Regions from separate parts of the Homo sapiens genome. Here all the other regions are linked to region 3. The links are chromatin contacts, found by Hi-C or POLR2A ChIA-PET in ENCODE. All regions are on one chromosome and are shown on one strand. Each heading gives the region's core, a stretch centred on a gene start or an enhancer-like site at or near the end of the contact. The rest is flanking DNA. Distances are from core to core; before and after follow the strand shown. Region 1 overlaps UBE4B (ubiquitination factor E4B). Region 2 overlaps UBE4B (ubiquitination factor E4B). Region 3 holds the start of CENPS (centromere protein S). Region 4 overlaps UBE4B (ubiquitination factor E4B). Region 5 overlaps UBE4B (ubiquitination factor E4B).

The links. Hi-C counts contacts between places; a loop is a spot of excess contacts on that map. ChIA-PET counts read pairs that join two places held with the same protein, here RNA polymerase II (POLR2A). Pooled maps may share reads with other maps.
Region 1: a loop to region 3 is called in a map of mammary epithelial cell, with 7 times the contacts of the local background. The contact joins the enhancer-like site here to the promoter of CENPS in region 3. A Hi-C loop is called at or near these places in 1 of 168 maps with a recorded cell type or tissue (mammary epithelial cell) and 7 of 50 pooled maps. POLR2A ChIA-PET finds 5 or more read pairs at or near these places in 1 of 52 experiments (H1).
Region 2: a loop to region 3 is called in a pooled map, with 11 times the contacts of the local background. The contact joins the enhancer-like site here to the promoter of CENPS in region 3. A Hi-C loop is called at or near these places in 7 of 50 pooled maps. POLR2A ChIA-PET finds 5 or more read pairs at or near these places in 4 of 52 experiments (GM10248, H1, WTC11 and 1 more).
Region 4: a pooled map shows a loop between it and region 3 (2.5-fold over the local background). The contact joins the enhancer-like site here to the promoter of CENPS in region 3. A Hi-C loop is called at or near these places in 2 of 50 pooled maps. POLR2A ChIA-PET finds 5 or more read pairs at or near these places in 2 of 52 experiments (Panc1 and RWPE1).
Region 5: a pooled map shows a loop between it and region 3 (4-fold over the local background). The contact joins the enhancer-like site here to the promoter of CENPS in region 3. A Hi-C loop is called at or near these places in 2 of 50 pooled maps. POLR2A ChIA-PET finds 5 or more read pairs at or near these places in 2 of 52 experiments (A673 and RWPE1).

What each region holds. Positions count from the first base shown.
Region 1 is chr1:10,149,874-10,155,062 of GRCh38, reverse strand. It overlaps UBE4B (ubiquitination factor E4B), which reads right to left. Exons shown (of 28, transcript NM_001105562.3): 21 at 3,502-3,737. Among named protein-coding and RNA genes, the nearest start is that of KIF1B, 58 kb to the left of the region's middle. Within about 2 kb of position 1,927, at least 6 of the 41 ENCODE cell types and tissues checked have a DNase peak (open chromatin) inside an H3K27ac peak, as active enhancers do.
Region 2 is chr1:10,168,156-10,173,394 of GRCh38, reverse strand. UBE4B (ubiquitination factor E4B) reads right to left here. Exons shown (of 28, transcript NM_001105562.3): 24 at 5,125-5,239; 25 at 2,066-2,257. Among named protein-coding and RNA genes, the nearest start is that of KIF1B, 40 kb to the left of the region's middle. RefSeq lists an enhancer at 2,802-2,851. Within about 2 kb of position 3,639, at least 3 of the 41 ENCODE cell types and tissues checked have a DNase peak (open chromatin) inside an H3K27ac peak, as active enhancers do.
Region 3 is chr1:10,427,926-10,433,221 of GRCh38, reverse strand. CENPS (centromere protein S) reads right to left here and starts at 2,789. Exons shown (of 5, transcript NM_199294.3): 1 at 2,654-2,789. The coding sequence starts at 2,704. It overlaps CENPS-CORT (CENPS-CORT readthrough), which reads right to left and starts at 2,789. Exons shown (of 4, transcript NM_199006.3): 1 at 2,654-2,789. The coding sequence starts at 2,704. RefSeq lists enhancers at 1-66, 2,142-2,191 and silencers at 2,442-2,691, 4,856-5,150.
Region 4 is chr1:10,054,013-10,059,562 of GRCh38, reverse strand. The region is part of intron 1 of UBE4B (ubiquitination factor E4B); the gene reads right to left. It also overlaps the pseudogene RPL21P21 and the pseudogene PGAM1P11. Among named protein-coding and RNA genes, the nearest start is that of UBE4B, 24 kb to the right of the region's middle. RefSeq lists an enhancer at 1-364. Within about 2 kb of position 3,707, at least 5 of the 41 ENCODE cell types and tissues checked have a DNase peak (open chromatin) inside an H3K27ac peak, as active enhancers do.
Region 5 is chr1:10,072,404-10,077,729 of GRCh38, reverse strand. The region is part of intron 2 of UBE4B (ubiquitination factor E4B); the gene reads right to left. Among named protein-coding and RNA genes, the nearest start is that of UBE4B, 42 kb to the right of the region's middle. Within about 2 kb of position 3,194, at least 12 of the 41 ENCODE cell types and tissues checked have a DNase peak (open chromatin) inside an H3K27ac peak, as active enhancers do.

The sequences.
Region 1 (5,189 bases), core at 678-3,177, 280 kb after region 3:
GAAGCCACAGTGACAGGCCCAGAACACTGACTACAAAATAAATTTAACTAAAATTGTTTTGTCTTTACTACTAACAATACATGTTTACTGTAGAAAAATTAAGAAGTTCAGATAATAAAATAAAAATAAAAACTATTTATAATGCTACCATTCAAAAATAACCAATGCGCTGTTACTATTTTGGTATATGTCCTTCCCTACATTCCTTTTTTTTTTTTTTGAGATGGAGATTTGCTCTTGTAGCCCAGGCTGGAGTGCAATGGCACGATCTTGGCTCACTGCAACCTCTGCCTCCCTGATTCAAGTGATTCATCTGCCTTAGACTCCAGAGAAGCTGGGACTATAGGTGTGCACCACTACGCCCAGCTAAATTTTTTTGTATTTTTAGTAGAGACGGGGTTTCACCATTTTGGCCAGACTAAGCCTCCAACTCCTGACCTCAGGTGATCCTCCTGCCTCAGCCTCCCAAAGTGCTGGGATTACAGGCGTGAGTCACTGAGCCCGGCCAGTTGTTTTTATTATTTTCACTGCACTGCTTTATAAATAATGCTGTGGAGAACATCACTTACAAACATTCGTAATTATTTCCATTGAATAAATTTCAAGAAATTAAATTCTTATGTCAGAGTATAGCTATTCAGCTGTTGTCTCGTAGCTCCAAATCCACTCTTTTTTTTTAAAATTTTTTTAGATCTCGGCTAACTACAACCTCCACCTCCCGGGTTCAAGCTATTCTCCTGCCTCAGCTTCTCAAGTTGCTGGGATTACACGCATGCGTCACCCGGCTAATTTTGTTTTGTTTTGTTTTTTGTTTTGTTTTTGAGATGAAGTCTTGCTCTGTCACCAGGCTGAAGTGCAGTAGCGCGATCTTGGCTCATTGCAACCTCTGCCTCCCGGGTTCAAGAGATTCTCCTGCCTCAGCCTCCCGAGTAGCTGGGACTACAGGCACATGCCACCATGTCCAGCTAATTTTTGTTTTTGAGACGGAGTTTTGCTCTTGTTGCCCAGGCTGGATTACAATGGCGCGATCTTGGCTCACCGTAACCTCTGCCTCGCGGGTTCAAGTGATTCTCCTGCCTCAGCCTCCCAAGTAGCTGGGATTACAGGCATGTGCCACCATGCCAGGCTAATTTTGTATTTTTAGTAGAGACAGGGTTTCACCATGTTGGTCAGGCTGGTTTTGAACTCCCGACCTCAGGTGATTCGCCCACCTCAGCCTCCCAAAGTGCTGGGATTACAGCGTGAGCCACTGTGCCAGGCCTAATTTTTGTATTTTTAGTAGAGACGGGGTTTCACCATGTTGGCGAGGCTCATCTCGATCTCTTGACCTTGTGATCCACCCACCTCAGTCTTCCAAAATGCTGGGATTACAGGCGTGAGCCACCACGCCCGGCCTTTTACTTTTAGTAGAGACTAGGATTCACCATTTTGGTCAGGCTAGTCTCGAACTCCTGACCTCAGGTGATCCACTGCCTTGGCCTCCCAAAGTGCTGGGATTACAAGTGTAAGCTACTGTGCCTGGCCGAAACCCAGTCTTTTTACCCTTTTTTTTTTTTTTTTTTTTTTTTTTTTAGAAACAGGGTCTTGCTTTGTTTCACAGGCTGGAACGCAGCAGCAAGATCATAGCTCACTGCAGCCTTGAACTCCTGGGCTCAAGCCTTCCTCCCACCTCTGCCTCCTTAGTAGCTGGGACAACAGGCATCTAATTTTTAAATTTTTCGTAGAGATGGGGTCTCGCCATGTTGCCCAGGCTGGTCTCCAACTCTTAGGCTCAAACAATCCTCCCACCTTGGCCTCCTAAAGTGCTAGGATTATTAGCTGGAGTCACCGTGCCCAGCCCACATGCACTCTTTGTAGTTGGCTTTGTGATTCTGGGGCTGGCACTGCAGAATCTTTCCTTTGGCAGCCCGCCCTCTCTAGGGTTGCCAATAGGGGGTGCTGCAGGAGAACTGGAAAACTGAAGGAGAAACAAGGGACTTAGGACCTTGCACTTACTGTCAGCAGTAGCAGTTGGTTCCAATTTTCAGCTTTGTCTCGTACCCCCAGAGCTAGCAACCGTGCACAACCCCCGAGAGAGACACCAGCACCTACTGGCCAAGGGCCTTCCACAGAGGACTGGGTCCTAGCTCCGTCCAAGCCCTCATCAGGGCAGCTGGGTTCTGAGATCCCCAGGCTCTTCCCTTGGGTCCCCAGACTGAGGGATAGAAGATGGCTACTTCCTGCACCTACTATTTGTTATCCCAGTGCTTTTTTTTTTTCTTTTTTGAGACGGAGTCTTGCCCTTTCTCCTAGGCTGGAGCACACTGGTGTGATCTCAGTTCAATGCAACCTCTGCCTCCTAGGTTCACTCGATTCTCGTGCCTCGGCCTCCTGAGTAGCTGGGATGACAGGCGCCGCCCGCCACACCCAGCTAATTTTTGTATTTTTAGTAGAGACGGGGTTTCTCCATGTTGGCCAGGCTGGTCACAAATTCCTGATCTCAGGTGATCCACCCGCCTCGGCCTCCCAAAGTGCTGGGATTACAGGTATGAGCCACCGCACCTGGCCCCGATAAAAGCATTTTTAAGGCTCTTGGTGTGGGCTGCTAAACTGCCTTTCAGAAAGGCTTTAAATTTGCATTCTCATGAGAGTTTCATAGCACTAAATCTGCACACTGGCTATAGGGTAGATTAAGCAGGTTTTTTTGCAGGTTAGCTTACTTCTCCACAACCATGTTTGTACCAGGTATTTTCAACTTAAGAAATAAATTTGACAGGTGAAAAGTGGTATTATTATTATTATTATTATTATTATTATTATTATTTGAGACGGAGTCTTGTTCTCTTGCCCAGGCTGGAATACAGTGGCGGGATCTCGGCTCACTGCAACTTCTGCCTCCCGGGTTCAAGCAATTCTCCTCCCTCAACCGCCCTGGGACTACAGGCACCTGCAACCATGCCCGGCTAATTTAATTTTTTTTTCTATTTTTAGTAGAGATGGGGTTTCACCATACTGGCCAGGCTGGTCTTGAACTCCTGACCTTGTGATCCGCCCGCCTCGGCCTCCCAAAGTGCTGGGATTACAGGCATGAGCCACCGCACCCGGACCAAGAATATGCATTTTTAACAAGCTCCCTGTTTCACCCACACTTTGGAAAGTGGGTTATAGGATAGTGTTAAAAAACAAATGCTGTAAGTTCAAAGGTAAAATGAACCAGATAATTCCATTCAGATAACACTACCAACTTGTGCTCTTGATACCCTGGGTCTCGGTGCCAATCATCTGACTTTCAGTAGTTCCTGCTGAATCATCAGAGACCAGTAGGTGGAATGGTTGTCCTATTCCTAACTACTCAGGGCAAGAAGAACCAAAAGTACATCCTCTGCAGGCCACAGGTTAGTAGGCTATACACACAGGTAGCAGGATATTAGGTAACAGGCTTAGAGCAACGTCGTCCACTAGCTTTAGATGACCTTACCTAAGTTGGCCTGCCATGTGCTACACTGTGTTCCAGCAACCTACCTGTATAAAACTTCATCAGGGAAGGTACCAACAACTTGGTGGAGAGAGGATGGTTCTCAATCATTTCAAAAAACTTCTGGGTTCGTGGCTGAACAGCAGGGTTGGTCATAAACATGACTTCTACCAGTTTGGCCACCAAATATGGGTTTCGGATGTAGTTCTGGTTGCACAACATCACAACAAGGAACATCACAATATCCTGAGTACAGGGCTCATAAAGCGCCTGGGGAGAGTATCTGAACAGAGGCAAGAAGAGCAAGAAAGAGACCGCTGAGAAACTGCTGAGAAACTCATCTTGGGTGAAGGCTGGTGTCAGTAAGTGAGGAGGGGAAGGCAGGATAAGTAGGTTTGGGAGTGCCCTTGAACTCATTCAGTTTACAGTGACTTTTTTTTTTTTTTGAGACAGAGTCTCGCTCTGTCGCCCAGGCTGGAGTGCAGTGGCGCGATCTCGGCTCACTGCAAGCTCCGCCTCCCAGGTTCACGCCATTCTCCTGCCTCAGCCTCCCGAGTAGCTGGGACTACAGGCACCTGCCACCATGCCCGGCTAATTTTTTTTGTATTTTTAGTAGAGATGGGGTTTCACCATGTTAGCCAGGATGGTCTCGATCTCCTGACCTCGTGATCCGCCCGCCTCGACCTCCCAAAATGGTGGGATTACAGGCATGAGCCACTGCGCCCAGCCTATTTTTTTTTTTTTTTCTTGAGATGGAGCCTCGCTGTGTTGCCCAGGCTGGAGTGCAGTGGCACAATCTCGGCTCACTGAAACCTCCGCCTCCAAAGTTCAAGCGATTCTCCTGCCTCAGCCTCCTGAGTAGCTGGGACTACAGGTGCCTGCCACCATGCCCAGCTAACTTTTGTATTTTTAGTAGAGATGGGGTTTCACCATGTTGGCCAGGATGGTCTTGATCTTTTGACCTCGTGATTTGCCCACCTTGGCCTCCCAAAGTGCTGGGATTACAGGCATGAGCCATTGCACCCAGCCTACAGTGACTATTCACACTGTAACAAGACAGATTTAAAACCAAACATGGTTACTGGCTGTAGCATGTTATATTAACTATAAACAAAACCTATGATCAAATCAGATAAACTTCACAAAAGATCATCACTACCAAAACATAAAAATTTTGATAGTTTTTTTTTAATCTCTGCTGAAAATGAGAATAAATGAAATTTTTCAAATAGGTGTCTTTTGTATCACTGTGCATAGAACAAATTTTAAAATGTGACTTGAGTTGCTTAAATTCCAAGGTTGGTTTTTCAACAAATAAACCACGTTTTTGAGTCACTTTTAAAATTTCATACCAATCAAAATCACGTGTCACCAATGATTTGGGTTTTTTTGTGTATGTTGCCCAGGTTGGAGTGTAGTGGCATGATCTCTGCTCATTGCAACCTCTGCCTTGATTTGGGCTTTTTTTTAAAGGCAGCTTTTATGACAGCAATATTAACTTGCTCCATTTACTTTTGGCCCTTATTTTAAAATCATTTATACTAATTTTGTTTTTTTCCTGTTGTTTGTTACAAAACTTTCACAATTTGTATTCTGTGACTGGGGACCTATACTATTTATTTATTTATTTTTTAAAGAGATGCAGACTTGCTGCATTGCCCAGACTGGTCTTGAACTAGGCTCAAGCAATCCTCCTGCATGTCTGGGACTACAAGCATGAGCCACAGTGCCCAGC
Region 2 (5,239 bases), core at 2,390-4,889, 260 kb after region 3:
TTCTCCTGCCTCAGCCTCCCGAGTAGCTGGGACTACAGGCGCCCGCCACCACGCCCGGCTAATTTTTTTGTATTTTTTTTAGTAGAGACGGGGTTTCACCGTGTTAGCCAGGATGGTCGTGATCTCCTGACCTTGTGATCCACCCGCCTCGGCCTCCCAAAGTGCTGGGATTACAGGCATGAGCCACCGCGCTCGGCCAGCAGTATATATTTTAACATCTACAAGTAACTAAAATTTCCTAACCCTCTTACGAGCCACTACTTTGTATGATAAAACTGCTTTAGACACACAGTCATGTGTCGCTCTGAGAAATGTCTTGTTAGGCAATTTCGTTGCTGTGTAAACATCATAGAATTTACTTACACAAACCTAGATGGCGTGGCCTACACCACGTCGAGGCTCTATGGTATAGCCTATTGCTCCTAGGCTACAAAACTGTACAGTGTGGGACTGTACTGAATCCTGTCGGCAGTTGTAACACAATGGTGAGTATTCTAAACACAGAAAAGGTACAGTGAAAATACGGTATTATAATATGATGGGGCCACATGGTCTTTGTGGTCCAGCATCGACAGAAACAGCACATGACTATGTATTTTTTCACTGCAAATCCTTTGTTAAGACCACTTCCCCTGCTACATCAGAAAGCACCTACATATGTGAGTTATAGCTCAATAAAGCTGTCATTAAAAAAAAGTACCTACAATGCTTCTATTGTAATATTACTCCTTTGGATGAGATATGGGTAAAGAACCTTCTAGAATGCCTACTGATGATTAACTTGAGCCATGAATAGTATTTGGATAAGTAGTGTGAACAAAGACAGAGACACAGAGACAAGCATGGTTCTTTGTGGGCATTTTAAGTGGACAGCAGAGAGACTGAGGATATGGGTTCAAGGCCAGGCTGCCTGGACATGGATCATGCCTCTGTCCCACACTAACTCTGTGACCTCGAGCAAGCTATTTAACCTCTCTGTGCCTCTTTCCTCACTTTAAAACAAAGACTTTACAGAACCTACCTCAAAGGATTTTGTGAGGACTAAATGGGTGGAGATACGAAAAGTGGGTGAAATGAGGTGTACAGTTAATAAACATTAGCTGTGAGGACGTTGAAAATGAGGCAGAACGGACCATGGAGGGGGCCAGCCCTTTATGGGATGACTAGAAGATCACGCAGGGACAGCTTAGCCTAAATCGGTGGCTGTGGAAATGAAGCACACACAGACAGATCTGCTCACAGGAGACCCACGGAATAAAGGAGAGGGAAGAATGTAAAGAAAACCACACAAGATTTTTAATCTGGACAACCCCAAAAATAACAGCACTCTAGCAGGAGACTAGGAAAGAAGATTCTGATCCCTTGAGAAACCGGGCTCTTTTCAGAAATGTAATGGATTTGTCAAGAAGGCCCTTAAAAAGATGGGGTAAGAACTCAACTGGAGAGGGCTCAGAGCGCCAAACCTGCTCTTTACTTTTGTTTTTTACTTACTTACTTACTTATTTATTTATTTTGAGACAGAGTCTCACCCTGTTGCCCAGGCTGGAGTGCAGTGGCACAATCTCAGCTCACTGAAACCTCTGCCTCCTGGGTTCAAGCGATTCTCCTGCCTCAGCCTCCCGAGTAGCTGTGATTACAGGCATGCACCACCACACTGAGGTAATTTTTTGTATCTTTAGTAGAGATGGGGTTTCACCATGTTAGCCAGGCTGGTCTCAAACTCCTGACCTCTTGATCTGCCCGCCTCGACCTCCCAAAGTGTTGGGATTACAGGCGTGAGCCACCGTGTTTTTGAGACAGGATCTCACTCTCTCACCCATTCTGGAGTGTGGTGGTGCAATCACGGCTCACTGCAGTCTGGCCTCAAGCAATCCCCCTGCCTTGGCCTCCCAGAATGTTGGGATTACAGGCCTGAGCCACCGCGCCCAGCCCAAATCTGCTCTTCACACTCAAAGGAAAACAACCCACTCATCTTCATTTACACCAGACGAGTTCCCTGGCCACTGTGGTTATTATCTCCAAATCTGCCAGTAAACTCACAGAGAGACCAACTCAACTCACTGACCTGGTCGTCAGCAATGGCTTTCGCGAACCGAGCACAGTCCAGCTGTAAGTAAATATCCGTCAGTTGGTCCAACAGCTTCTTTGGTTCAAAGCCGTATTTCTCAGGGTTTTCAACTTTCAGGTCACGGCACTTGGGGCCACAAAGTTGCTGAAGATTAAAGTTCAGCATTGCAGCCAATCGGGGTCCAAGCTCCTAGGAAATCACAGGATAATAGGACAATTCATGCTGTTGAGACAAGTGAAAAGGACCAAAAACTCCCATTTCAGTGGAGGAACAGGAATTGGTTGGATTAATCTTCAAAGAATCCTTACAGGTGCTGTGTATCATAAGCTGAAGAAAGACAACATTATATTTCAACTTTACTCCCCATTTCTGATCTGATAATTCTAATACTTAATGGAATGTTGCAGGCTGATGAAATATTTATTTATAAATACCAAAAGAAGCCAAACTTTTCTTTACATTTATGCTTTTAATTAAAAAAAGTATCACTCCAAATTCATTGAGAAACAAGTAAAAGAGAGAAAATTATACAAATCTTACCATTATCTGAGCAAAAAAAGTTTTGAGTCAGCTCTTCCAGCCAGTATTTCATAAACTTTTTTCCCCATAAATGTTAAAAGCCCCTGGCAGTTCAGTCTGTGTCATTCTTATGTACTTATCAGATACAAATAACAAAGTAATGCAAGGAAAGAAGATAAAAGTTATGCCTTGAATAGTTTTAAATCTAGTCAATGAGACAGAGTAAACTTAAATGAAACACCTGGAAAATAGTAATAATCTATGCTGTAATCTCACAAGGTGACTCAGTACCCACTACGGTTGGGCATACATGGTTTTAAGCAAACCTGAAACAGGAAGATGTGGCTTAGAGAGCATTAAACACTGGCCATAAAAGGGAGTCACGAAAGCATTCCTTTAAGTCACAAGGTTTTCATGAAATGTAATAACTGGATTTATACAAATTCAACATATACTTAGCTTTTCAAGAATTTGCTTTTGCACAGAGTACTCCTGTATTTCACTGTTGAGAAGCTGTGAAATAAAAGAGTCATAACAGGACAGAGTTGGTCATTCTGTTTGAAGTAGGAGAGATCTGAGCTAGTCAGTAAAGAAGGTGAAAATGCAAACCTTAAAGGTTTGCAAAATGAAATGCCTTTACACTTTGTCTGCAAAGGCCAGATAGTAAATAGTGTAGCAAAGGAAATGAAAACATCACAGCAGGCACAGGCACAGGCTGGGGCCAAAAGAACAGGGCTACAGTGTACAGATGGCTCAGGTCTATGAGCAGGCCTTAAAATAAATTTATTTATTTATTTTTGAGAAGAGTCTTGCTCTGTTACCCAGGTTGGAGTGGCGTGATCTCGGCTCACTGCGACCTCTGCCTTTTGGGTTCAAGTGATTCTCCTGCCACAGCTTCCCAAGTAGCTGGGATTACAGGCATGCACTACCACGCCTGGCTAATTTTTGTATTTTTAGTAGAGACGGGGTTTCGCCATGTTGGCCAGGCTGGTCTGGAACTCCTGACCTCAGGTGATCCACCCTTCTTGGCCTCTCAAAGTGCTGGGATTACAGGCATGAGCCACCGTGCTTGGCCTTATGCCAGGTACTTCTATGTGTGTTTTCGCTTAGTCTTCCCAACAAGTGTACAAAATAGGTGGGTGTTGACCTTGTTACAAAGGAATTAATCAACTATTTACTATCTGGCCTTCACAGAATTCTGCAAACCTTGAAGGGAGGCCAGTGTCTGGCCAGTGAGCTGTTTTGTTTCATGCTCCATGGCCTTGCACTTTGCAAACTTTTAAGGGAGGCCAGTGTCTGAGCTGTTTTGTTTCGTGTTCCATGGCTCTTGCACTGAAATCTGTTTATGAAGAGACATGAGGTGGAAAGTTAAAAGAGTGGAAAAGAGTTGTCCCCAGGCCAGGGAGTGGCAATAGTGCCTCTGCTGATGACAGGAGTCACATAACAGAGAGTCACATAACGAAGGTAAGAGCAAATACAGAAAATCAGGGGAAATATGCAGTAACGTCATATTCCATTGTAAAGTAAACATGTCTCCACATAGGCAAATGGCTACCGAATCTTAGGTCCCCGTCTTGCCTTCCTCACTACCCTTGTCCTGGCCACACCATAAAACTTTTCAACTTTGTGGTGGGGGTGGCTGAAGCAGGGCAGAAATCTTCAGTGATGCTGCTCAGTTTCAATTTTAGAAATAGGAACCAGGTCTTACTAGTTGAGAACAAACATTCTGACTATTTGCAATCCACCATAAACCCTAGTGATGGCCGGCTCCCATTAACCTTTGGCTTCCTGAGTGTAACAAAGGTACAGCTAAGAGAGCCAAAGATTTTACACGGTCTCAATTATTCTACTTAATATCCTTCCATTGTCAACAGCTGTTACCTTATGCTTTTTCTTCTTCTTTTTTTTTTTTTTTTGAGATGGAGTCTCACTCTGTCGCCCAGGCTGGAGTGCAGTGGCACCATCTCGGCTCACTGCCAGCTCTGCCTCCCGGGTTCACGCCATTCTCCTGCCTCAGCCTCCTGAGTAGCTGGGACTACAGGTGCCCACCACCACGCCCAGCTAATTTTTTGTACTTTTAGTAGAGATGGGGTTTCACTGTGTTAGCCAGGATGGTCTCCATCTCCTGACCTCGTGATCTGCCCGCCTTGGGCTCCCAAAGTGCTGGGATTACAGGCGTGAGCCACCGCACCCGGCACCTTATGCTTTTTCTATAAGTAAAATATAGGAATCAATAATGGTAAAAATATGTCATGACATCAACATGAATAATCCAATGTACTGTCTAAGCACAAAGTGCAGTAAGGCATTTGGAAGTGGCTGTAGACTATGTGGTGACATCAGACATCTGCTCTTCAGTCCATCAACAGAGTCTGGTATCAATTAGCATAACTGGGAACAAAATCAGTCACAGAATTTCACTTATTGATGACTGTGATCCTAAAATTTCCAGAACTTCAACAACTGCTAAAGTTATAAGTGAGAGAGTCTGAATGTGGAGTCCAAACCACCAAACAGAGCCCCGGGTTTCTACTCACCGGTCTGAGGAAGGGCTTCTGGACCTGCTTCGTGAGGATGTGGAACATGTCCACGGTTTCGGTGGCCAGGGCGAGGTAAGAGCGGGACACACGCTCATCCTGAGCAAGCTGAGAC
Region 3 (5,296 bases), core at 1,540-4,039:
AGAAAATTACCGAGAGGGGAGGATGAGCCTCAATTGCAAGACAAGCTAAGCAATGGTCTCAGCCACGTGTCGACAGAGTTCTGTTGAGCCCACCTGTGGGTACTCCGCCTCGGGGCCGAAGACACAGCTGAGCTGCACGTGATGACAGCTGAACCCACAAGGGCATAAAATCTACCAGCAAGTGTTCAACGCATAGGCAAGAGGAGGAGGAACTGCCAAAACCCAAGTCCAGGAACTCAGGATAGAGGCCAGACAGATGAGGAGGGCATCTACTTTCCTGAATTTCAGACCTCACAAGACTAGGTAAGCTGAGGCCTCTGGTAGGAGAAGCCAAAGAGGCATCAACCTGGGAGGCACGAAGATCACAGGTGTGATCACTGCACACTACAGCCTCGAACTCCTGGGCTCAAGTGAACCTCCTGCCTCAGCCTCTTGAGTAGCTGGGACTACAGGCCCACAACACCCTGCCCGGCTCAAGGTCATCTTTTTTAGGTATGGGTGGGGGTCAGGGTACAGGACATGAATTCTTCTGAATGCTCTTGGCTCCAGGAATTTTTCTCAGATCTTCCTCCTCCTCCTCCTCCCCTCCCCCTGGCTGGGCTGGGGTATCACTGCACTTAGAGGCTAAATCACTAAACTCCTCAAGGGCAGGACCCTGTCAATTTTGTTCACTGCTGCCTACCAAGTGCCTAGAACAGTTGGTTACATGAATGGGGGGAAATCGTCTACAAGCTAATCACAGCTGAGGGGCAAATTTCTCAGCCCATCTTTGCAGCTTCATCAGTAAGCATTTGTTGGTCTATTGAGAGCCAGGCTCTGTTCTAGGGACTAAGAACAGGCCGGGCACAGTGGTTCACACCTGTAATCTCAGCATTTTAGGAGGCCAAGGCGGGCAGATCACTTGAGGTCAGGAGTTCAAAACCAGCCTGGCCAACATGGTGAAACTGTCTCTACTAAACATACAAAATTAGCTGGGCGTGGTGGCAGGGGCCTGTAATCCCAGCTGCTCAGGAGGCTGAGGCAGGAGAATCTCCTGAACCTGGGAGGTGGAGGTTGCAGTGAGGCGAGATGGAGCCACTGCACTCCAGCCTGGACAACAAGAGTGAAACTACGTTTCAAAAAAAACAAAAACCAACCAAAAAAAAACAGGGTAGGCAGGACCAAAGATGACTAAATGCAATGCACCATCCTTAACTGAATCCTGGATGAAGGAAAAAAGACAGTTAAAAGAAACATCTTTAGGACAAGTGGGGGCACTTGACAATGCACATTCAATAGAGTTTTATCAAAATTAATTGTCCCACTTCCTGAGTGGGACAATTTATTGAAATGATGTAGTAGGAGAATGCCTTTTTTTTTTTTTTTTCTGAGATGGAGTCTCGCTCTGTCACCCAGGCTGGAGTGCAATGGTGCGATCTCGGCTCACTGCAACCTCCGCCTCCCGGGTTCAAGCGATTCCCCTGCCTCAACGTCCCGAGTAGCTGGGATTACAGGCACCTGCCACCACACTCGGCTAATTTTTGTACTTTTAGTTGAGAGGGGGTTTCCATGTTGGCCAGTCTGGTCTCGAACTCCTGACCTCAAGTGATCTGCCCACCTCGGCCTCCCAAAGTGCTGGAATTACAGGCGTGAGCCACCGCGCCCAGCCAATGCCTTGTTTTTGGGAGATGTGTACTAAAGAATTAAAATGTAAAGGCGAAGTGTCAAAATATCTGCAATTAATTCTCCAATCGCGGGGCTGGGAGGGAAGCATGGGAGCAAACAGAGCAAAATGCTAACTAGTGGTGAATCAAGGTGACGGGCATCTGGGCATTCTGTACCGTGTTCTTGCAACTTTTCTGAAGGTTTGAACTTCTCAAAAGACAAGGGGCAGGGTAGACAGCTGCTGCAGTGTAACTTTGTAGAGAGGAAACTCCCGCGTCTGGAGCTCATTCCCGCGTTTCTTCAGTCCGTCCTCTTTAAGGTCGCCACTCCGGGTCTTGCTTTTAAGCCTCTTCACGGCAACGTTCTCAGCCTCTGACGCCCCATATGCCCGGCGCTGATGAAAGGAACGAATGGGATGCCCGCAGCTACCCTGACAAGTGATTATTCTTATGACGATTTTGCAGAGAAGAAAATTGCGTCTGGGCCGAGTCGATACGATCACAAGTTGGCGGGGCAGAGATTCGAACCCACATCTAAGGACGAGCTCTGGGCCTGACTGGTCCGCACCGCGTCCCTGCATCAGTAACGAGGGGTCGACGCCTCCAGGGCCAGCGTTCCAGAGCTCCGGCCCGAACCGCCCACCGCGTACGGGCGTCACCTGGAATGTCTAATGCCGACGTTGTACCCTCACGAAAACCCCATCTGAGAAGGGGAAACCGAGGATTCATCGCAAGGCCAGAAGGTGGCCTCTCGCCGCCGGACCCCGGCGCCCGCACGCTCCCCTAGAACCGCTTCCTCCCCAGCCAGCGCAGGCCAGGGTCCAGCCGCGTTGCCGCGGAAACCGCCTCCCAGCACCACCCGCGGCAGTTAAGCCAACGCATGCGCAGCCGCGGGGGGCGCCCGGGGGCGGGGTGCCGATGAGAAGCCGCCGGGGGCTGCCGGGTACTTTTCTGTCCAGAAACTCGACGCCGTCCTGCCCCAGCCCAGCCCGACCCCCGTTTTCCTGTACCTGTTGGTAAGAGAATCGCTGCTGCTCCTCGGTCTCCGCCTCCTCCTCCATCACTGCGGGCCGACCCTGGGCAAACGCAGGAGGGCCGAGAAGGGGCGGTGGTGCGCGGCCAGGTCGGATTTTCCCGCCGCGGCGCGAGCGACGGGCCGCGCGGGCGGACAAAGTACGCAGCTCCGCCCTGCCTCGCGCGCCCCCTGGCGGCGCTCCGTTGAGGGGATTCCGCCGTCGGCCTCCAGCCAGCCCCCTGCTCAGCTTGCTCTGCGGAGGTGGCCGGGCGACGCGGGGACATGACCACCGAGGTCACTGCTGCACCCCAGAGCCTGATTCAGCGCCTGGCACAACGCTGAGCACCACTCTCCGCGAAACACGTGTGCGCATAGGTGCAAAGCGTGTTCCAGTCGGGTGTAGAGGATGCGTAGCCCACGATTTACAGATCATGTAACGCAGTACACATTATCAGGAGCTCCATGCACCTGTACCTCAGGTGTATCTTGCAAAATCGACCATCAACTTTATCATTCTATCACCAACAATAGCGTCACAAAGACTACAATGAGTGAACGACCCGTGACCTCATTCAGCGAGTGGAACAGGAACTGCGTTGTTGCCATTGGCAGGAGTATAGTTCTGACACAAGTGTTACTGTTTTTCCTTTATGTTAACGATGAAGTGAGACCATCAAACCCAATTTTGGTTTGTTTTTATTGTAGTTTTTTGAGAGGCAGGGTCTCACTCTGCCGCCCAGGCTGGAGTGCAGTGGCACCACCAAGACTCACTGTAACCTCCACCTCCTGGGCTCAGGTGATCCTCCCACTTCAGCCTCCCAAGTAGCTGGGACCACAAGCCTGCATCAGCGCACCTGGCTAATTTTTATTTTTTGTAGAGACCAGGTCTCACTATGTTGCCCAGGCTGGTATCAAACTCCTGGCTTCAAACAATCATCCCACCTCAGCCTCCCAAAGTGCTGGAATTACAGGTGTGAGCCACCATGCCCTGCCTGTATTTCTAGGTTTTTGTTTTATTATTTTTTATTGCCTATATTTCTGTATTCTGCATTTGTCACAAGCAGGTGCTACTTTCAGAACGAAGGAAAGCACATAAAGCCACTCCTTGTCTTCCTTTCCCAGGGACGTCCCTCAAGTTCCCTAAGCTTGCCAGGGGCTGAAACCCAGATCAAAGCTTTTTGGAGGAATCAGCCTTCTGAGGACTTTCCTCTGCATCTGCTCAGTGGGTGGCATCTGGAAATGACAGGCACTTCTCGCCTCTGTCCACTGCTCTCTGTGGGCATCCCAGTCTACCTGGACAGTCCTCCTGCCCAAGCAGGGCAAGCCTCTGACGGATTCCCCTAATGGGCAGCATGGGGCTGGGCAGGGCAGGCCATCCAGAGTGAGACCAAGCCTGCAGCAGGAGAGAAGGCCGGTCGCTGGTTGGTGAGCAGCCCCATTTAGAGCACACTGTGGCTGCAAAGCCCAGCTCCCTCCCTTGAGCCTGGTGACCCCAAGCAAGTCACAGGACGTGGCCAAGCTTCATGTCCCTTATTTATCAACTGGGGACAGTAGTTCCAACTTCACAGGGCAGGTGTCAGGTTTTAAACAATTGCCTCACATAAGAGCTAAAGAAATTGTAACAATTCGTCCCAGGAAGTTCCTGTGCTTTGTACCTGTGTGTTCCCTCATTTTAAAGCAGTTGCTTCCCAGGATTAAAGAACAGTATTCCAGTGACATGTGTGCAATACAGAGGCACTTAAGAGCCTCAGAGGCTAGGAGCAGTGGCTCATACCTGTAATTCCTGCACTTTGGGAGGCCGAGGCAGGTAGATCACTTGAGGTGAGGAGTTCAAGACCAGCCTGGCCAACATGATGAAACCCTGTCTCTACCAAAAAATACAAAAATTAGCCAGACATGGTGGCACATGCTTGTAATCCTAGCACTTGGGAGGCTAAGGCAGGAGGATTGCTTGAACCCGGGAGGTGAAGGTTGCAGTGAGCTGAGATCGCACCATAGCACTCCAGCCTGGGCAACAGAGCGAGACTCTGTCTCAAAAAAAAAGGTCTGAGAAATAGGTCGAGGGTTGAGGTATTCATTACAGAAAATGGAACTGGGTGTGGTGGTTCAAGCCTGTAATCCCAACACTTAGGGAGACCAAGGCAGGAGGATCACTTGAGCCCAGTTCAAGGCTATGGTGAGCCGTGATTGCCCCACTGTTTTCCAGCCAGGGTGACAGAGGGAGACACTGTCTCTAAAAAAAATAATGAAAAAAGGATATATTAATATTTGGTTGAAACTTACTTGATGAAGAAGTAGCCCTATAATCTGGCCACTAGATGTCAGTGTTGCACTACAGCGTGAAGCAAGGCCAGGGATGCCCGCTGGCAATGTTGCCATGACACTGAGCACTTTGCACTTGTCCTCGCTCTAGGCACTCATTTAATATCTCATCTGCCCTCAAAAGTAGGTGCTGTTAGCCCCATTTTACATGAGGAAACAGGTGAAAGAACTCTGCCCAAGGCTAAACTACTGGGAAGTGATAGAGACCAGATTTGATTATTAGGCTGGTTTCCGAGTTTCCGGTTTATCCACTGCCCTCACCATAAATAAGACAAAGACCTTGGTGGGTTTCTTTAATCCTTTTCATCTGCATTAA
Region 4 (5,550 bases), core at 2,458-4,957, 370 kb after region 3:
CCTCCTGTTCAATTCATAGACAATGGGAATACCAGTGGGCAGGCTCAGCTCCATGATGGCCCCTTCCGGGAGAGCCTCCCAAGGCTCGACTGTGCCAGAAAAGCTGCTGCCAGGAGCCTCAACCAACACCTGTTTCCCCTCCTGGATCTGGGGAATTATTTCTTCATTCCAAAAGGGCAGAGCTCTGACAATAGTGTCCTTCAGACTCTTACAGAAGAGCAGGTGCCCTACAGTGTAGTCTGCCCACCAGCAATCCTTGCTGCTGTTGCTGTATAATAAATGTTCAGCTCCATCAGAGGCATCAAGATCTTTTTGTTGTTGCTGTTGTTTTTAAGACGGAGTCTCGCTCTGTCCCCCAGGGCTGGAATGCAATGGCGCAATCTTGGCTCACCACAAGCTCCACCTCCCATGTTCACGCCATTCTCCTGCCTCAGCCTCCCAAGTAGCTGGGACTACAGGCGCCCACCGCCACACCTGGCTAACTTTTTGCATTTTAGTAGAGAGGGGGTTTCACCATGTTGGCCAGGTGATCCGTGATCCGCCCGCCCCGGCCTCCCAAAGTGCTGGGATTACAGGCACAAGCTACCGCGCCCAGCCGGCATGCAGATCTTTATCTGGCCCTCATGGTTCTTGACAACAGCTTCTGCTTTGTTGAGGCCAGTCAGACCCTTATAGTGCCACTCCAGGAGGTGCACCAAGTCATCACTACTGGGAGCCACATCTGGTCAGTGGCATCCAATACTGTCCAGGGGGTCGGCATTGCTGTCTTCCGCCCTGAGGTGACACAGATGTCAAAATCACAGCCAGCATTTCTCAGTGCCTCCCAGAAGGCTCAGGTCAGTGTCACACCAGCCGCTGAAGTGCTTCTCCAGGTGCCAGGCACCCTTGCCCACCTGCAGGCGGCAGCTGGTGGGCTCAGGATGCAGCACTGACTGTGGTCACTGTGATTCCAGAGTCCCCACTGCCTGGCTCCCAGTGCACACCACTCCCCCAGCTCTGTACCCCATGCCCAGCTTCTAGTGCCCCTGGCCCACCACCCAGCACCCCATGCCTCACTGCCTGGCTCCTGTGCACTTTCTCCAGCACAAGTTTTAACACATATAAACCTAACAGCTCAGTGAGGCCAGCTTCCCTAAGTCTGCACTAACAAGTAAAGTACCAAGGCTTCCAAGCAATAGAGAAATGTTACAGGATGAATATGACAGAGTGGAAACAGACGGGGGTAGAATGGCACGGTCACCCTGCAATCTCATTTTTCCAATCATTTTCTGCTTCACTTTCCAGGTTACTTATCCAACTCAAAAAATGTTTACTCAACAGTTACAAAAAGCTTGATTGATTAACCACATTTCTTCTCCAAAGAATATCATGACTATGTCCAGGACTTACTCCCAAATCAAAACCCTAAAGTATCTAGTGCTTTTACCCAAGCACTCCGCTACAGCTCAAACACGTCACCTCTAGAAGGGGATCATCCATGTCGGCTCCTGGCCTCAGCCCAGGGTACTCCTGGCACTCCCACTTTAATTGTAACAGAGACCCTTTTACTCTCACAAGAGTCCTTGTGTGGACATGACCTGAGAAGGTCACCCCACATCCGACAGTCCAGCTGTTCCTTCTCCTCTCTTTACCTACATACCCTCCACTGCCTCCCATGCTTGCTTCCCTGCCACCGGAATGCAGGCAAGGCAAGTCACCTTCCTCCTCCTTGAGAACTTTCCCAGGTGAGTAAATATCTCAAAAATAAAGCACAAAATACTTACAAAGGCCAACTTCTAGCAATTACTAGCAAAATACATTTTTCTTTTTTCTTTCTTTTTTTTTTTTTTCTGTGAGACAGGGTCTTGTTCTGTCAGCCAGGTTGGAGTACAGTAACACGATTTCAACTCACTGCAGCCTCAACCTCCCTGGGGAGGACTGCTTGAGCTCAGCAGTTAGAAACCAGCCTGGGGAACACAGCAAGACTCCATCTCTAAAAAAAAATCAAAAAATTAGCCTGGCATGGTGGTGTGTGCCTACTCAGGAGGCTCAGGCAGGAGAAGCGCTTGAGTGCAGTAGTTTGGGGCTGCAGTGAGTCATGATCACGCCACTGCACTCCAGCCTGGGCAACAGACACTCTGTCTCAAAAAAAAAAAAAAAAAAGAGAAAAGACTGTAAATGGTATTTTCTCAGGGAGAAAAAAAAGGTTGCGACCCTTTAATTCTCCAAAGCCAGGCAGTAATTATATCTTTTTTAAAATACAAGGAATTTTATAAACTGTAACAAAAATTGTTAATTGTGTTTTTTGCATCTAATTGATAACATGAAGAACGTTAAACACGCCTAACCCCATTCTGCCAGCTGGTGAGAACTAAGGACCAAAGGCATAAAACTGCCTAATTAAAGTGTTTTCTTAAGTCACCCATAATACTTAAAATATTAATATTATTACTTCAAATTAGAATAATAAGGGGCCAGGTGTGGTGGCTCACACCTGTAATCCCAGCATTTTGGAAGGCTGAGGCGGGCCAATCACCAGAGCCCAGGAATTCAAGATCAGTGTGGCAAAACCCCATCTCTACAGAAAAAAAAAAATACAAAAATGAGCCAGGTGTGGTGGCACATGCCTGTAGTCCCAGCTACTCAGGAGGCTGAGGTGGGCTGGGGAGGCTGAGGCTGCAGTGAGCCATGAATGTGCCACTGCACTCCAGCCTGGGTGGCAGAGTGAGGCCTTGTCTCATGAATAAATGAATGAAGCAGTCCACCTGAAAGTGAAACAGAGACCAGACCATGTGCAATGGGTGAGTGAAGTGCTACCCCAGGCCCCATCTTCTCAAGCCCTCTACACAATGAGCAATCGCGTAGCTAGCGCTGGCCAGGATCCCAGCTGCACCTGTTTCCAGCTGGGTTATCTCTCTGAGCCTCGATTTCCCCATTTATAAGAAAGTGACAAAATATTTCTTATCTTATAAAATAGTCATCAGAAATAAAGGTAATATAACAAACAACTAGAATTAGTATGTATTTATCAGCTTATAGTTTATCCCCACCCAGTACAATACAAGCTCCAAGAGAGCAGGGATTTGGTCTAGTTTATTCACCGCTGTATTCCCAGCAACTATGACAGTACCTAACTCCCAGAGAGCACTCGGTAAATATTTGCTGAACAAATGAAAAGTGTTTACTTGACACACAGTAAATAGTCTTTTTTAAAAAAATAATTTCAGCCTAGCAGTTTTCTCCATCCCTTTGCTCTTTTAATCTTCCTCTTAGGCTCAGTTTCCCCTTTGTGTAGGGTTCTGCTTTATCTAAATAATACGAGTGTGTACAAAAGCACTAAAAAGCATCTCACGTGTCATCTAATTGTGAAATTAGGAGCAAGAGAAACCAAAAAGATCAAGAGCCTAAAACTGCCAAACATTACATGGCAGAGAAACATGCTGAGTGTAGAATAATTTTAACTGCATTCTGTTATTTAAAGAAGGTTTCCTGCTGCAGAAACTTTATGCCCTTTATAACCAAAAACATCCCAGGGGATAGAAGTGGATGGTATGGTCTCCATTCTCATCTTTGATCCTACTTGGTTCAACAGACAAGATTAACGTAGATGACTAAGCATCTACTACTTCTACTTCTGGTTTTGTTTTGTTTTGTTTTGTTTTTTTGAGACAGAGTCTTACTCTGTCATCCAGGCTGGAATGCAGTGATGCAATCTCAGCTCACTGCAACCTCCATCCCCAGCTTCAAGTGATTCTCCTGCCTCAGCCTCCCAAGTAGCTGGGACTACGGGCACGTGCTACCACACCCAGCTAATTTTTGTATTTTTAGTAAAGACAGGGTTTCACCATGTTGACCAGGCTGGTCTCAAACTCCTCATCTCAAGTGATCTGCCCACCTTGGCCTCCCAAAGTGCTGGGATTACAGGCATGAGCCACTGCGCCTGGCCAGCATTCACTACTTCTAACACTATTCCATAAAACTGATTCTGGTAACTTTTGCCCCATGTTGGCTGGGTGTGGTGGAGGAAGGCTTGAAGCCAGGAGTTGGAAACCAGCTTGGGCAACATAACGAGACCCCATCGCTACAAAAAAAATTTTTTAAATTAGCTGGGTGTGGCAGCACACGCCTGTAGTCCTAGCTACTCAGGAGGCTAAGACAGGAGGATCACCGGAGCCCAGGAGTTCAAGGCTACAGTGAGCTATGATGCTGCCAGTGCACTCCAGCCTGGGAAACAGTGAGATCTTGTCTCAGAATAAAGAAAGGAAAGAAAAGAAAAAGAAGGAAAGAAAAGAAAAGAAAAGAAAAGAAAAAATGATGAAAAGGTGGCCTACGAGACATTTTCACAAGCATTTGTTCCAATTGGCATTCATTAAAATTCTCCCACTCACAACCCATTCTAATCATAACATTTCAAGCCAAAAGATGCTTTATTCATGTTTCCCTAAACTAGAAATCACCAAACCTTTTGGCACAAGGACATCTGTTCAAAGTAAAAACACGCCGGGTGCGGTGGCTCACACCTGTAATCTCAGCACTTTGGGAGGCCGAGGCAGGTGGATCCCCTGAGGTCCGGAGTTCAAGCCCAGCCTGACCAACATGGAGAAACCCCATCTCTATTAAAAATACAAAAATTAGCTGGGCATGGTGGTGCATGCCTGTAATCCCAGCTACTCGGGAGGCTGAGGCAGGAGAATCGCTTGAACCCGGGAGGTGGAGCTTGCAGTGAGCCAAGATTACACCACTGCACTCCAGCCTGGGCAACAAGAGCAAAACTCCATCTCAAAAAAAAAAAAAAAAAAAGGAGAAAGATAATATTACAGACACCAAGGGAATGGGTACTGTTCCAAAAAAAATGCCCCGCAAGTGTTACCATGGCTAGACTGGAAGAGTCTACAATGTTACCCAGCATGCTGCTGGCATTGTAGTAAATGAACAATGGCAACAGTCTTGCCAAGAGAATTAATATGCATATTGAGCACATTAAGCGCTCTAAAGGCCAGCATCATTTCCTAAAACTCATGAAGGAAAATGATCAGAAAAAGAAGAAAGCCAAAGAGAAAGGTACCAGAGAAGCACACTGTGTGAGAACCAATGGGAAGAAGCCTGAGCTGCTGGAACCTATTACCTATGAATTCATGGCATAAGAGGTGTGAAAAAAATAAAAGACCTCTGAACTGTCAAAATGTTTCTCTTCATTGAGTAGAAGTGTGGTGTCCCCTCGCCCAAAGAACTATTTAAAGCAAATTTTAATTGTGTCCTAATTCATTATGCCATGTCTTTACTATTCAAATTTAATGTATTTCTTGCTGAAAGATGTGAGGTGGCTTACTGTGCAACAAATTACTCAATTGGTTAGAAAACAGCCAGATATTACTTACAAAATATTTGTATTGGTTTGAAGATAGTCCCTCTAAATCATCATGGAAGAAATAAAATAGCTTACAAAAATAAAAATTAAAAAAAGAATATGGAAATAAATGTTTATGTGTCAAAAATCCTGTCTTTTTTTTTAAAAAAAATCTAATATTTCTAATTACTACCCCAACAACAAAAAAAGATTTGATGAAGGAA
Region 5 (5,326 bases), core at 1,945-4,444, 360 kb after region 3:
ACTCAGCACATCAGGAAAAACAGACAATCCAGCTGGTTGTGGTGAGAGGAACAATGTCAGCCAGCTGTTTTTCAAAAGAACTCAAATCTTACTTCGCTTCTAACATTTCCAACAAGAAATATTTCTTTCATTCATTTAGCCACATAACACTTGGCATTTCCAGACTGCTTGCCATGTGCTAAGCACGGTGCTGGGGGTAAGGGGATGAGCAACACTGGCAAGGCTCCTGCCTAACCTTACATTCAAAGGGAAGAGGAGATGCAGATCAAAAACAAAGAAATAATACTCCTGTTTGCAAGGAGGGTCTTAGCAGACGTAAGCAAGTTAAAATAAGCTCATACTCAATTACGGTGGTCCCTAATCCAGTGGCTGTCATAAGAGGGAAATTTGGACACAGACACACACAGAACGAAGATGGCCATGTGAAGACGGACGTGAAGACTGGAGTTATGTTGCCACAAGCCAAGAAATGCCAAGGACTGCCAGCAACTATCGGAAGGCAGAAGAAAGGATTCTCCCCTTATTGGGAGGCATCGCCCTACCAACACCTTGGCTTTGGACTTCTAGCCTCTAGAACTGTGAGAAAATAATACTGCTGCTGTAAGCCTTCAAAAGTTTTTGATAGGTTGTTACAGCAGCCCTAGGAAACTACAGAAGCAGATGGCACTGCAAGAAGCTGGGACTAGGCTGGGTGTGGCAGCTCACACCTGTAATCCCAACACTTTGGGAGGCTGAGGCGGGAGGATCATGAGGTCAGGAGTTCGAGACCAGCCTGGCCAACGTGGTGAAACCCAGTCTATACTAAAAATACAAAAATTAGCCAGGCGTGGTGGCAGGCGCCTGTAATCCCAGCTAATCGGGAGGCTGAGGTAGGAGAATAGCTTGAAACCAGAAGGTGGAGGTTACAGAGAGTCGAGATCATGCCATTGCACTCCAGCCTGGGTGACAAGAGCGAAACTCCATCTCAAAAAAAAAAAAAAAAAAAAAAGGCTGGGACTGCAGATGGGAGAAGCAACTGGAAGTGGAAGGACCCCCTACAGCTTCTCAATCCTTGCTTTAGTTACTTGCAACTGAAAACAGCCCAACTAAGAGGGCCACCAAATGACTGCTGCCAAGCACTCCTGGATGAAGGACTTTTTACCATGGGTGGCACCCCACCCAGTGTTTGTCTCTGTTAGCACTTCTTGGCCAGGCGTGGTAGCTCACGTGTGTAATCTCAGCATTTTGGGAGGCCGAGGCAGGTGGATCACCTGAGGTCAGGAGTTCGAGACCAGCCTGGCCAACATGGCGAAACCCCATCTCTACTAAAAATACAAAAATTAGCTAGGCATGGTGGTGGGCACCTGTAATCCAGCTACTTAGGAGGCTGAGGCAGGAGAGTTGCTTAAAACCAGGAGACAAAGGTTACAGTGAGCCAAGATCACGTCATTGCACTCCAGCCTAGGCAACAGAGTGAGACTGTCTCAAAAAAAAAAAAAAAAAGAAAGAAAGAAAGAAGCACTTTTTGAGTCTGGAACAAAAATCTCTCAATCACATTCGGTGGATAATAAATCTACCCATTAGACCTATGTCTAACTTCCAGGACCACAGAAAATAAACACAAGCCATCACCTTCCTCATGCCAGCTTTTTAAACTCTTTAACGGACAGCTATCATATTTTCTTGAAATTTCTTTTTCTCTTTTTTGAGACAGGGTCTTGCTCTGTTGCCCAGGCTGGAATGCAGTGGTGTGATCACAGCTCACGGCAACCTCCACCTCCTGGGCTCAAGCAATCGTCCCACCTCAGCCTCCCGAGTAACTGGGACTACATGTGTGCACCATCACGCCCCGCTAATTTTTTGTAGAGACGGGGTTTTGCTATGTCGCCCAGGCTGGTCTCGAACTCCTAGGCTCAAGGGATCCTCCCACCTTGGCTTCCCAAAGTATTATGATTACAGGCATGAGCCACTGCACCTGGCCTGAACAGAGAATAGATGTAACCTGTCTTAAGAGAGATTTTCTGTTTGTTTTTTCACTTATTTAGGAAATCATGAAAATCTGTTTATTCAACCCACCAAAGTATGGCTAATAATATCCAACTGTTTGTGATTATGAATAATGATGACTATGTGAGAAACATAATCAGGACTACTTAGCATAGAGGTACCCGGGCAAGAACTAACCGTTTAGGGAATGCCCAAGCCTTTCTGTTAGTTTGTGATAACAGCATATGGGCTGTTACACAGTGTTGCACTTATGCTTTAGTGGGGCCCCTCTGGCTCTACACTGAGAACAGACTCAAGTGAAGCAAGGGTGGGCATGAGATGACCAGTTAGGAGGCTGTTCCAGAAATCCAGGCAAGAGATGCTGGTGCCTTGGACCTGGGTAATAGCGGTGGAGGTGATGAGAAGAAACAGGTGGTGAGAATCTGGTCTGCTTCTAGTTTTCTGACAGGTCTAGAGCAGGGCCAAGCAAGCTCTAGTCCACAGGCCAAATCTGGGCTACTGCCTGTTTTTGTAAGTGAAGTTTTACTGGAACACAGTTACACTTGCTCATTTACATATGTTCTATGGCTGCTTTTGTGCTACAGAAGCAGAGATAAACAGTTCTAACCTCACAGCCTCCAAAGCCAAAAATATTTACTATCTGGCCCTTAACAGAAAGAGTTTGCCAATCCAGGTCTAGAAAACATGAATTGTCATTTATTGAGATGGAAACCTGGGAGAAGATAAAATGTGAGGCAACAGCAAAGCTTGATTTGGGGCATGCTAGCTGTGACATGCCTGTTAGACATCCAAGCAGAGATGTCAGGTAAAGCGCTGGATGTGTCAATCTGAGGTTCAAGGAGCAGGTCCACGTTGGAGATAAAAGCTTAGGAATCATCAAATGAGGGTAATTAAAGCCAGGACACTGGATGACAACAGTAAGAGAATAAAGCTGGATGGAAAGGACAAGAGGTTAAATATTGAGCCCTTGAATCCTAACATTTAGAAGTCAGGGAAATGAAAAGGAACCAGGCAAAGAGTGAAGAAGGAACAGATACAGAGAATGCATGAAAACCAGGAGAATGTGCTGTTCTGGAAGCCAAAAGAAAAACGTGTTTCCAGGAGAAGTGGGTGAAAGCCATGTCTAATGAGGCTGATGGGTCAGACCAGACAGTGACTCAGAGCAACCACAGAGCAACCACGGGAACCCTCGCCTGACTGCAGTTGATTCAGCAAAGAGTGCAAGGGCAGAAGGGGATGGAGAGGACAGGCAACTCATTCCGGAAGTTCTGCTGCAAAGGTTTTGGTGCAGAGATGTGGGGGAGAAGCTGGCAGGGGGAATTAGATCAAGAGAGTTCCTTTTGTTCATTCCCATGATGGGAAAAGTAATGGCATTATATAGGCTGTTAAAAAAAAAAAGGCCATATGAGATGGAAAATCTGATGAAGCAAGAGAGAGAAAGGAACTGCTGGAGTGAAGGCTGAGTAACTGAAGGGAGATGGGATCTAGGGTCCAAGCTTCAACAGCAGCAGGGACAATTTGTGCATAACAAGAACCAGGCGCACATACAGGTAGGCAGATGGATGTGATGACTGAGGCTGATGGAGGTTCCCTGCCTAGGTTCTGCCTGCATCTGTTTTCTCAATGAAATATGAGGCCAGAGTTAGGTGTGGTGGCACATGCCTATAGTCCCAGCTACATGAGAGACTGAAGCAGACGGATCATCTGAGCCTGGGAGTTTTAAGCTGTAGTGCACTAGGATCACGCCTATGAACAGCCACCATGCTCCAGCCTGGGCAACCCAGTGAGACCTCATCTCCAAAAAAAAAAAAAAAAAAAAAAAATAGAAAGAAAGAAATGGGAAGCCAGGCCACTAGCTGAGAGAGTGAGCATGGAGAATGAGGTACTGCACACTCGAGAAGGTATGAAACAGATCAGCAGAGTGAGTGAACTGGGAAGCATGGTGCAACAGCCTGCCAGTATCAAGGGTCTACCCGAGTTTGTGATCATGAATTTGATGTTGTTGTTGTTGTTGTTGTTGTTTTTGAGACAGAATCTCACGCCATCACCAGGTTGGAGTGCAGTAGCGCAATCTTGGCTCATTGCAACCTCCACCTCCCGGGTTTAAGCAATTCTCATGCCTCAGCCTCTCTTGTAGTTGGAATTACAGGCAGGTAGCACCACACCCGGCTTTTTGTATTTTTTTTGTGAGACGGGCTTTCACCATGTTGGCTAGGCTGATCTCAAACTCCTGACCTCAACTGATCCACCCACCTTGGCTTCCCAAAGTGCTGGGATTACAGGCATGAGCAACCACACCCAGCCATGTAATCATGAATTCGAAATGAGACAGACATTTCAAAAGTTTTCAATTAGTTCAAATGGTTCTGAGTTTTTCTATAGCCTTATTCCAGTGTAGGTGGGGAATGGGATTTAACCAAGATCCTGGTTTAAATAAGCAAGTAAGACAAAGTGAGAGAGGTTCTCTCCAGGACAGATTCCAGCATTCCAGGTATGGCCTGACCAGGGTGAGGCAAAGAGCACTGTTGTCAGTACTGTGTCCAAGGAAAATCACATTTGGAATCCTGAACCCATCAATCCTACCAGAAGACCATCAGAGCTTCTCAGAGACATACAGAGGAAACATTATAGGCAAGGATCTTCTTTATTACTAACAGATGTTTTGGTTGAACCACATTAGGTATAAACATTTATATATATCTATAGTCTACACTGATACCTAACGAGAAGTACAGCAACAAAAACTCTGCAAATACTTTTAATTGACACGATTCTAGATCAAGAAGACAGATGATTCAGAAGGCTATCAAATTATTAGATGATATTATGATCAATGCAGTTCTCTTAGCACCCCCTTTACGCAACTAGAATCCTAATTATAAAATAGTAATTATTATTATATGACAATAATACTATATTTGATAGAAAAGTTCACAGACAAAAGAGAGATATTTTCAAATACACAGTATGAGAAATATCATTTCCCAACAAAGACAGTCCTGGATATCAAGCATCAGCTCATTTATTATAAAGAAATAAACTTTTACTTTTTAATGAGATAGTTCTAAACATCCTATCAGGTAGTTTTATCCTCTGAAAAGTTAAAGAAAAAGTTCTGTGCCAATGCAGAATGAAGACGAGGAAATCTGCAATTAGAGGTGTTCATTTTGACCATTATTTTAATCTTGCATTTTCAGATTATTTTATCTTAAAACCATCAACCAAATTCATAAAATCAGCAGAACCAAATTCAGTCTTAATCATCTTGTCATCAGAGATAATACCTAAACCTGTTTGAAAAAAAAAAAGATGGAAGTTATGGAAAGAAAAGCAATTGGTT